2 separate regions of the Homo sapiens genome follow, and region 1 is linked to region 2. A link is an interaction called in ENCODE POLR2A ChIA-PET data of the cell type or tissue named here. Cell type or tissue: CD4-positive, alpha-beta T cell. All regions are shown on one strand. Links, peaks and the distances in the headings refer to the core of each region. The heading gives the core; the rest is flanking DNA.

Region 1 (5,374 bases), core at 73-5,072, 75 kb after region 2:
TTTTTTTGTTTTTTTGTTTTTTTTTTTGAGACAAGGTCTTGATCTGTCACCCAGGCTGGAGTATGGTGGCACGATCACGACTCACTGCAGCCTCAACCTCCCAGGCTCAAGCAATCCTCCCACCTCAGCCTCCCAAGTAGCTGGGGCTACAGCTGCGCACCATCATGCCTAGCTAATATTTGTATTTTTTGTAGAGACGAGGTCTCACTATGTTGCCAGGGCTGGTCTGGAACTCCTGGGTTCAGGCCATCCTTCTGCCCTGATCTCCCAAAGTGCTGGGATTGCAGGCATGAGCCACCATGCCTGGCTAAGGATTTCAGTGTATGAATTTGGGTGGGACACAAACTTTCAGACCATAGTGTACATTTTCACTGTATGTTTACTGCCACATATTTAATGTTTGTGTGCTTTTTTGGTATGACTTTTGTGTTTAAAATGATCCCCAAGTGTAGTGCTAAAGTACTGTCTATCTAGTATCCCTAAGCACAAGAAGGTTGTGATGTGCCTTATGGGGAAAATACATGTGTTAGATACACTTCATTCAAACATGAGGTATTATGGTATTGGCTGTGAGTTTGATGTGAATGAATTGAACATATATATATATAGAGATTTTTTTTTTTTTTGAGATGGAGTTTCGCTCTTGTTGTCCAGGCTGGAGGGCAATCGTGTGATCTCAGCTCACCGCAACCTCCGCCTCCCAGGTTCAAGCAATTCTCCTGTCTCAGCCTCCCAATTAGCTGGGATTACAGGCATGCATCACCATACCCGGCTAATTTTGTATTTTTAGTAGAGATGGGGTTTCTCCATGTTGATCAGGCTGATCTCGAACTCCCAACCTCAGGTGATGCGCCTGTCTCAGCCTCCCAAAGTGCTGGGATTACAGGCATGAGCCATCGCTCCTGGCCCAACAATATATATTAATCAACAATACTTTATATGGTGGCTTTGGCCAGGTGTGATGGCTCATGCCTGTAATCCTAGGACTTTGGGAGGTCGAGGTGAGAGGATCACTTGAGCCCAGGAGTTTAAGACCAGCCTGGGCAATGTGGCAAAACCCCGTCTCTACCCAAAACAGAAGAACTAGCTGGGCATGGTGGTACATGCCTATAGTCCAAGCTACTCAGGAGGTTGAGGTGGGAGGATCACCTGAACTGGGAGAGGTTGAGGCTGCAGTGATCCGTGATTGCTCCACTGCACTCCAGCCTGGACAACAGAGTGAGACCCTGTCAAAAATAATAATAATAATAAGGGGGGTGTCTTTAAACAGAAACACACATAAAAAAAGCTTGTATATTGATTGGTTGACTAAAATGTCGTGACCAAAAGCTTGCAGGCACCTAACCATGTATTTCCCCTAGGAGCAATGGTTTAGTATTTGCTAATTCAGTGTTCTTGGTGACTTTGTAGAATAAGTACCATGAATAATGAGAATTGACTCTATCTGTGTATGTGATCATGAGAATTACTTTAGGATACATTTCTGGAGTGAAATTATTGGGTCGAAGTAGAACACCTTTTCTGATGTCTTTTGGGTTTGTATCAGGTAGCTCTCACTGTGTAACAAACCTCCCCCAAATTCAGTGACTTGAAATAATATGTATTTATTATTTACTCACAAGTTTAAAGCAGGCTGGGAGGTTTGGTTGATCCGGATTGGGCTCGGTGGGTCTCTGCAGGGCTTACTCATGTTTGTGGTTGATGGGGTTTGGCTGGTCTAGGATAACCTCACTCATGTGTTGGAGTTGATGCTTCTCTTCTTCCAGTAAGGTTGCCTGGGCTTGTTCACGTGGCAGCATCAGGGTTCCAGGAGAGCAAGTGAAAATGTTCAAGATCTCTTGAGGCCTAAGCCTAGAAATGCCAGGATAGTTATTTCTGTTGCATCCTATTGGCCAAAGCAATTTAGAAGACCAGTCCAGATTCAAGCACTGGGAAACAGATTTTGTCTCTTGATGAAAAGAGCTGCAAAGATATATTGCAAAGGGCTCAAGTGATCCTCCCACCTCAGCCTCCCAAAGTGCTGGGATTACAGGCATGAGCCACTGTACCCAGCCCAGACGCTGTAGTTGTCTTTTTTTTCTTTTCTTTTTCTTTTTCTTTTTTTGAGACGAAGTTTCGCTCTTGTCACCCAGGCTGGAGTGCAATAGCGTGATCTTGGCTCACTGCAACCTCCGCCTCCTGGGTTTAAGCAATTCTCTTGCCTCAGCCTCCTGAGTAGCTGTCAGGCACTGTATTTTTAAGGAAACTTTTATTTTAGGATAGACTTTGATTTACAGAAAAGTTGCAAAATAGTACAGAGTTTCCATATAACCCCACACCCAGTTACCTCTGTATTAACATCTCATGTTTCTATTTTATGTATTTTTTTCATAGAGATGGGGTCTCACTATGTTGCCCAGGCTGGTCTCAAACTCCTGGGCTCAACTGATCCTCCCAAAGTGCTAGGATTACAGGCGTGAGCCACCGCAACTGGCCGATTTTTTTTTTTTTTTTTTTTGATCTGTCTCTAGGCTGGAGTGCAGTGGCGCAATCTCAGCTCACTGCAACCTCCACCTCCCAGGTTCAAGCGATTCTCCTGCCTCAGCCTCCCGAGTAGTTGGGATTTCAGGTACGTGCCACCATGCCCAACTAATTTTTTTTTTTTTGTATTTTTAGTAGAGACAGGGTTTCACCATGTTGGCCAGGATGGTCTTGACCTCTTGACCTCGTGATCTACCTGCCTAGGCCTCCCAAAGTGCTGGGATTACAGATGTGAGACACTGCACCTGGCTGCCTGGCCGATTTTTTTATATTTAATCAGAGTAGGAGCTGTGCAGATCCCTGAGCCAGAGGTTTTCTCTGGTGAATCAGATCTTAAACTTTTAATGGTTCCTCTTATTCTTAGACACGGAGAAGGTGGCACACTCTATCAAGAAGTAGACTCAGTGCAGTGGGGCCAGCAGTGTGGCCATGAGCAAGAGGCTTTACCTCTCTGAGCCTCAGTTTCTTCCTCTGTAAAATGGGGATTAAAAAAGCCATTTCACTGAGTTAATGCCTGGGAAGTTGGTATCACTGGCCTGGTGGGCGGTAAATGCTTAATAAGTACCAGCTCAACTGTGGTATTTATCTGTATTAAGGATCAGTAGCAGGTGCTCTCGCAGACATAATCTCAGATGAGCATCATTTCTCTCCACTGAAGAGATGAGGAAACAGAGGCCCAAAGAGGTGGCATAACTTGACCAAGATCACAAAGCCAGGAAATGGCAGGACTGGTCATCACACCAGGGCTTCTGGCATTAGCTCAAACCATCATGGCTACCATGCATGGACTCAGCCCCCAGCATATGGTGGGCCCTGAGCCAAGTGTGCAACCTGCATTTCCTCATGGATGTTCCCACAATGCCATGAGGTGGCATCAGAGAAGGCGGAATAGAGAGTAGGGACTTCCATTCCCATCAGGTGGTCATGAGGCCTCTCCCTGTGGTTCAAGTGGCCATCACATGAGGAGTGTGCATTTCTACTCCCATCTGACAGTAACGATGTGCTCCTCCTTCTCCCCCATCGGGTGCTGTCAGGGGAGGCAGCAAGGAGCGTTGGGACTGTCGCCACTGCCTGGGAACACTTTCCCATGATGTCAAAGGAAGACACATGGGGAACACCAGTGAGGCACTTCTACCTCTCCCAGCCAGGAAGGTATCAGCAGAGCAGGTGGGGAACCACAAGTCCCACTTCCACCCAGAAATAAGAGAAGTCTCCCACCCTGCCCATCAGCTTTCATCAGAGGCTGACTGGAGAACTTCCACCCCTCCTGGCATTAATGAGGAGGAACTCCCACCCCCACTCTGCTGTAGTGGTGTCAAGTAGCACCATATAAAATGAATGGAAGATGTATGGGAGGCCAAGATGGGAAGATTGTTTGAGGCCAGGAGTTCGAGACCGGCCTGGGCAACATAGCAAGACACTGTCCCTATAAAAAAAATTTTTTTAGGCCAGGCACAGTGGCTCACACCTGTAATCCCAGCACTTTGGGAGGACGAGGCGGGTGGATCACCTGAGGTCAGTAGTTCGAGACCAGCCTGGCCAACATGGGGAAACCCCATCTCTACTAAAAATACAAAAATAAGCTGGGCATGGTGATGCGTGCCTGTAATCCAGGCTACTCGGGAGGCTGAGGCAGGAGAATCACTGGAACCCGGGAGGTGGAGGTTGCAGTGAGCTGAGATCACACCACTGCACTCCAGCTTGGGTGACAGAGCAAGACTCCATCTCAAAAAAAAAAAAAAGTTTTTTAAAAGCCAGGTATGGTGGTACCTGTAGTCCTAGCTACTCAGGAGGCTTGTAGGAGGATCCCTTGGGCCCAGGAGTTCAAGATTACAGTGAGCTATGATCATGCCACTGCACTCCAGCCTGAGTGACAGAGCAAGACTGCATCTCAAAAAAAAAAAAAAAAAGTTTAAATGAGATCCAGAGTTTCATAACATAATACCTAAAATGTCCAGGTTTTGATTGAAAATAACTCACACAAAGAACCAGGAAGATCTGAAACCGAATGAAACAAGACAATCAATATGTGCCAATGCAAAGATGATAGAGATGTTAGAATTAGCTGACAATGTTTTTAAAGCAGTCATCATAGAAATGCTTAGCAACCAATTGCAAACGTGACTGAAACAAATGTAAGAAAATAGAAAGTCATCAGAATCAGATCTGATGTTTATTCTCTCTCTCTCTCTCTATCTATTTATCTGTCAATCATCTATCTATCTTCATAGTCTACTGGTGTTGTCATTTTACCAGTTCAAGTATAGAGTCTTATCTCCCTTATGTTTTCTTATACTCTTCTGTTTGTATTATAATTGTCTTAAATATTTCCTCTACATACATTTAGAACCAGATTAGTGTTATAATTTTTACTCTAACCATTGGTCATAATTTAGAAAACTCAGGAAGAGAAGAAAAGTCTGTATTTACTTACACTTCAGATGACCACGTTCTTTCTTCCCTCCTAATGTTCCAAGGTTCCTTCTTCTATCATTTCCTTTCTGTTTAGAGAACTTCCTCTTTCCTTTTTTTTTTTTTTTTTTTTTTTTTTTGGCAGTCTTGCTCTGTCATGCAGGCTGGAGTGCAGTGGTGCAATCTTGGCTCACCGCAACCTCTGCCTCTCAGGTTCAAGTGATTCTCCTGCCTCAGCCTCCCAAGTAGCTGAGATTACAGGCACACACCACCACACCCGGCTAATTTTTATGTTTTTAGTAGAGATGGGGTTTCACCATATTGGCCAAGCTGGTCTCCAACTCCTGACTTTGTGATCCACCCGCCTTGGCCTCCCAAAATGCTAGGATTACAGGCGTGAGCCACTGCCACCGGCCTCTCTTTCCATTCTTTTAGGGAAGGT
Region 2 (5,374 bases), core at 322-5,321:
AAATAAAAACTTTTGATGTACGACGGGGTCTCACAACGTTGCCCAGGCTGGTCTCGAACTCCTGGGCTCAAATGATCCTTCCACCCCAGCCTCCCAAATAAACATTTTTTAATTGTAATTTTTAAAGTTATAGGTAGTTATAAATGTTATTGCTAGCTAAAATAACAAAGGCCAAAGATTCATTCTGCTGAGAAATTCATTGGGCCAACTTGAGGTTTTCCTCAAGAATAGTGGACAGGACAACCTTGACTAAGTTAAATCACAAGTCAGTATCCACCCACTTTTTTCTTTCTTTCTTTCTTTCTTTTTTTTTTTTTGAGACACAGTCTTGCTCTGTCGCCCAGGCTGGAGTGCAGTGGTGCGTGGTGCGATCTTGGCTCACTCCAACCTCCGTCCCTGGGGCTCAAGTAAGCGATTCTTGTGCCTCAGCCTTCTGAGTAGCTGGGATTACAGGCATGTGCCACCACGCCTGGCTAATTTTTGCATTTTTAGTAGAGACAGGGTTTCACCATGTTGGCCAGACTGGTCTCGAACTCCTGACCTCAAGTGATCCACTGCCTTGGCCTCCCAAAATGCTGGGATTACAGGCTTGAGCCACCCGGCCCCTCCCCACTTTTCTTAAAATGCAAACAACTAGTGAAAGTGTAATTTCATCTTGTATTCCATCAAGGGAAGTCACCAAGAAACAATGGAGTTGTTAAAAGCCAGAGAGTTAGAAGCAGAGATCAACAGCAAGAGCATGAGAATTCACAAAGTAGACTGCCCTCTCCTAATCAGGGAGTTGTTCTCTTTTCTTAGAAAATGTTATGGCTGGGCGTGGTCACGCCTGTAATCACAGCACTCCAGGAGGCCTAAGCAGGCAGATTGCTGGAGGTCAGGAGTTTGAGACCAGCCTGGCCAACATGGTAAAACCATGTCTCTACTAATAATACAATAATTAGCTGGCCATGGTGGCACATGCCTGTAATCTCAGCTTCTGGGGAGGCTGAGACATGAGAATCGCTTGAACCCAGGAGGCAGAGGTTGCAGTGAGTTGAGATCACACCACTGTACTCCAGCCTGGATGACAGAGTGAAACTGCGTCTCAAAAAAAAAAGAAAGAAGAAAATGTTATATGACAGTGAGATCCCTGTCCAGTATTCTGCAGAAAGGGGCCCTGGAGAGCCTATGTAGAACTTTGGGTGTTGTCACAGAAGCATTATTTTGTCACGAAAATTCTCCAGCAGCAAGCTTTTAGCAAAAGCAAGGTTTGAGAAAAGTACTACGTGGAATTATTATAAAAGCAGTTTCATCCTATTTGCATTTTACATGCCATTTGTCCACGCTAAAGCTTTTTCCCCTGCAGTAATTCTTTGTCCATTTTCCTGTCTGAATTCCGGTCTAACTGTGCTCTGGTCTTATCCTTCCCAGCTTAAGTGAGAGCTTTTTCATGGTGAAAGGCGCAGCCCTCTTCTTACAACAGGGAAGCAGCCCTCAAGGCCAGCGGAGTCTTCAGCACCCCCACAAGCATGCAGGTGAGGGCTCTAAGTTGATACTCTTACATTGGAGCTTCTTTTCTGGACAGCAGAGGAAACTTCCATTGTTGGTGATGTTGCTGAGTTTGAAGGCCTTAGACATAGTGGACGCAGGTTTGCAGTGACCAGTGCAGGCAGAGGCTCAGATGCTCTCTCTTGAGCAGACCACGCACATTTTCCAACCTTTTATGTCATGTCTGTCTGCGTCAGGAGTAAGGTCAGCAGCATCCTGCTGGGATGCAAAGATTTCCTCTCTGTAGTTTATCAGTTAATTGCAGGCTGTAAGTTACAGCCTGACTTTTTAACAAATGCACCAAAATGAATTATAGCCAGATGTCGTCCACTTGAAAATAACCATCTGGAGTGCTGTATACCTAATCTTGGGATGGATTTCTCCAAGCATTTGAAAAACACTCATTTGGAGAATTTCTTGAAGGGCCTTTGGCTCCAACTCTGAGATAGACACTGTAGTAGGAAGTCTTGATTCTGTAATAGTTTGTTTTTAGGAAGTAGACAGAAGTAATAGGGTGAGGATCAAACTGAGTTTAAATAAGAAGTGCCTACTAAGTAGTAAGACTGGTTTTCTTAGGAGACTTGACTCAGAGCTGAAGGCAGTTAGAAAGAGGAATTCAAGAAATGCTTGCGTGGCCCTGCATGGTATCTCACACCTGTAATCCCAGTGCTTTGGGAGGCTGAGTTGGGAGGATCGCTTGAGCCCAGGAGTTTGAGGCTGCAGCAAGCTAGGATCACGCCACTGCACTCCAGCCTGGGTGACAGAGAGAGACTCTGTTTCTTAAAAACAATAACAACAAAACACACTTATGGCCAGGCACGGTGGCTCTTGCCTGTAATTCCAGGATTTGGGAGGCCAAGGTGGGCAGATCTCGCTTGAACCCAGGAGTTCCAGACTAACCCGAACAACACAGTGAAACCCTATCTCTGCAAAAAATACAAAAATTAGCTGGGCGTGGTGGCGCATGCCTGTAATCCCAGCAAGGTTGGGGGCTGAGGTGGGAGGATTGCTTGAGCCCAGGAGGTCGAGGCTGATGTGTCACCACAGCCAGCTAGTTTTTTGTGGGTGTGTATGTAAATGAGGTCTCACTATGTTGCTCACTGTGTTGCTCAGTGAGCCACGATTGCGCCACTGCACTCCAGCCTGGGTGACAAAAGAAAAGGACCCTATCTCAAAAAGAAAGAAAGAGGAAAAAGTGCTTGCATGTAAGTGGATCTTTGTCGTAGGTGGACAGCATCTCAGGGCATTTCTTGGAGAGGCAGTGCATAATTGAATGTCTGTGAGCTGAGAAGGCCTTTACCTTTCAGAACAGCAGCAGGTGAAACCAACCAGCTATTGTGGCCAGTTTTCTTGTGAACATTTTGTTTGTTTAACCTCAAGTCATTCAGCTTCATTTTAGATCTGAGTGCTCAGGTTAGAATTCTACACCATGCAATTTATAGCAAACACCAAGGCTCAGTCAGTATTTTCACATACTGATGTTGATGATATTTAGGTCTGTTTTAAGCAAAGAAAATAACTGTCCTGTACAAGGAGGCAGTGTGGTTTGTGGAAATAGTATTTGTTTTGAAGCCAGGCAGACCTGTCTTCTGATCCTAGTTCTCCAACTTACTAAGCCGTAACAGGTCGACTTCTAAGCCTCAGTTTCCTAGTCTTTACAATGGGCATCAAATACTGGTGCCTCAGACAATATGGAAATTTAGAGTTATGCGTGTAACATACCTACCTGTAGTAGGTGCTGTATATATATATGGGTAACTATCATTGTTATTACGATGACTTCTAGTACAATACAGCTATAAACAGACCCTTCATTCTTTTTTTTTTTTTAATTATATGAAAAGTTTTTTTAGAGACGGATCTCATTCTCTTGCCCAGGCTGGCGTGCAGTGGCCTGATCATAGCTCACTGCAGCCTCGACCTCCTGGGCTCAAGTGATTGTCCAGCCTTAGCTTCCTGAGTAGCTGGGACCATAGATGCGTGTCACCACACCCAGCTAGTTGTGTGTGTGTGTGTGTGTGTGTGTGTAGATGAGGTCTCACTCACTATGTTGCTCAGGCTGGTCTCCAACTCCTGGCCTCAAGCCATCTCCCCACCTCAGCCTCTCAAAGCATTGGGATTATAGGTTTGAGGTGCCATACTCAGCCAGATTCTTCGTTCTTGAATTTGCTAATTATTCTGCCCTCTTAGAAATGTAGCTGTTGTTCATGTTTTAATTGTAACACATATGACAAAGCAAATGCTCAAGCTCTGCTCACTAAGTGTCAGATACCTCCTTCCTCTAATCCAAAGACTAGAAGGGTAGGATGCAAGCCACCAGCTGGCTGACTCTTGTGCCCTGAGGTCTGGAGTGGACGATGAGGTCGGAAGGCAGAGGGGCCGCCAGCTGTCCACAGTTGGTCTGTAAATGACCTTGGGACAGACGCAGACTAGACTTACGTTAGTTCCTTTTTTTCCCTAGAATTACCATCAAGTCTCCTGAATGTACCAGAGGCCCCCCAGTAACCACTGTGCAGAGCTGAGTACAATTGAGGGTTAATTCTGTCCTTGGAAAAGTAGTTCAGTTTGTTTCAGCCAGTCCAGTCAATTTGAGACCCTTTCTAGGGCTTATATTCTCTGATTTTTTTGTGTGTGGATGTCAGACTGGGGTTTGGATTTCTGTCTGTCAGCAGTTCCATATCTCAGCAAACAATCCCACTGAAAGAAGTTTATCTGTGTGGAAAATGTCCCTTTCATTTAGGCATTTATCAGACAGGGGTTTGTTTTTGCTTTCCCCAATGCAGTTCTGTGACTCGGGTAGATGGTGGGAGGGCCCAGGCAGGTGAAGAACCAGCTCATGGTCGTTGTCGTTGTGTTGCATTGGTGACATGACGGGTGGAGGAAGGGGCTGGGGAGGTCTATGGCTTTCTTTAATGTGAACCCTTATCTCCAAATCGCTCATCATAGGAAGCAGGGTCAACACAGGGTGTTATACACTGTGGAATTGTATAACTGGAGAGGACAGATAAGAGGGGCATGGTTCTTTTCTTTTTTAAATTTTACTTATTGTGGAAAGAATGCTTAATTGGCCTGGGTTTGGTGGCTCATGCCTATAATCCCAGCACTTTGGGAGGCTGAGGTGAGAGGATCATTTGAGTCCAGGAGTTCGAGACCAGCCTGGGCAACATGGCAAAACCCTGTCTCTATTGAAAAAAAAAGAAAAAGAAAGAACGCTTAACATGAGATCTACCCTCCTGGCTAGAGGCACAAATTTCTAATGACCCAATTCCTCTCTGAGACAGGAAGTGCAATTTGGACATCATCTGTCCTTCTCCCTTAAAATGAAAAAGATGCTTTTGCAAAAGGAACAAACACAATGTTTCCTTTTGGAGCATTTGAGTGTGTAAGCATTATTGATCCTTTTGGGGTTGTAATTGTGATGTATAGAGTAATTTTTTTTCCTTTGTAGAGACAGGGTCTTATCGTGTTGCCCAGGGTGATCTCAAACTCCTGGGCTCCAGCGATCCTCCTGCCTTGGCCTCCCAAGTAGCTGGGACTACAGATGTGAACCAGAAAGCCCAGCTAATTTTTTACTTTTCTGTAGAGATGGGGTCTTGCCATGTTGCCCAGACTGGTCTTGAATGCCTGGCCTCAAGTGAGTCTCCTGCCTCGGCCTCCCAAAGCACTGGGATTACAGGTGTGAGCCACCACACCAGGCTGATATTAGCATCTCTACAGATGACCCTTTCTTCAGAAAGAAATCCTTGCAGATATAAAGAAAAATGTGTAAGCTAGAGAAAAAAAGCAACCTTGGAGTCACACCTGCTACTTACTAATTATGCACCTCCCTTACAACTTTCCCCTCCGT

Evidence for each region. ChIA-PET counts read pairs that join two places held together with the same protein. Peaks named below come from ENCODE experiments on the same cell type or tissue, not always from the same donor. Only the 100,000 strongest peaks of a DNase experiment are listed, where the experiment ranks them.
Region 1: POLR2A ChIA-PET joins it to region 2 with 8 read pairs; 9 of 35 experiments call an interaction of 5 or more read pairs at or near these places.

The regions. Positions count from the first base shown.
Region 1 is chr12:108,743,921-108,749,294 of GRCh38, reverse strand. LOC105369969 (a long non-coding RNA gene) reads right to left here. Exons shown (of 3, transcript XR_945328.4): 2 at 1,620-1,851. Among named protein-coding and RNA genes, the nearest start is that of CORO1C, 15 kb to the right of the region's middle. In CD4-positive, alpha-beta T cell, for the core only: no CTCF peak of the experiment used is centred there; no DNase peak of the experiment used is centred there.
Region 2 is chr12:108,819,398-108,824,771 of GRCh38, reverse strand. It overlaps SSH1 (slingshot protein phosphatase 1), which reads left to right. Exons shown (of 15, transcript NM_018984.4): 3 at 1,411-1,514. Among named protein-coding and RNA genes, the nearest start is that of MIR619, 15 kb to the left of the region's middle. RefSeq lists an enhancer at 2,736-2,785. In CD4-positive, alpha-beta T cell, for the core only: no CTCF peak of the experiment used is centred there; a DNase peak (open chromatin) is centred at 2,621.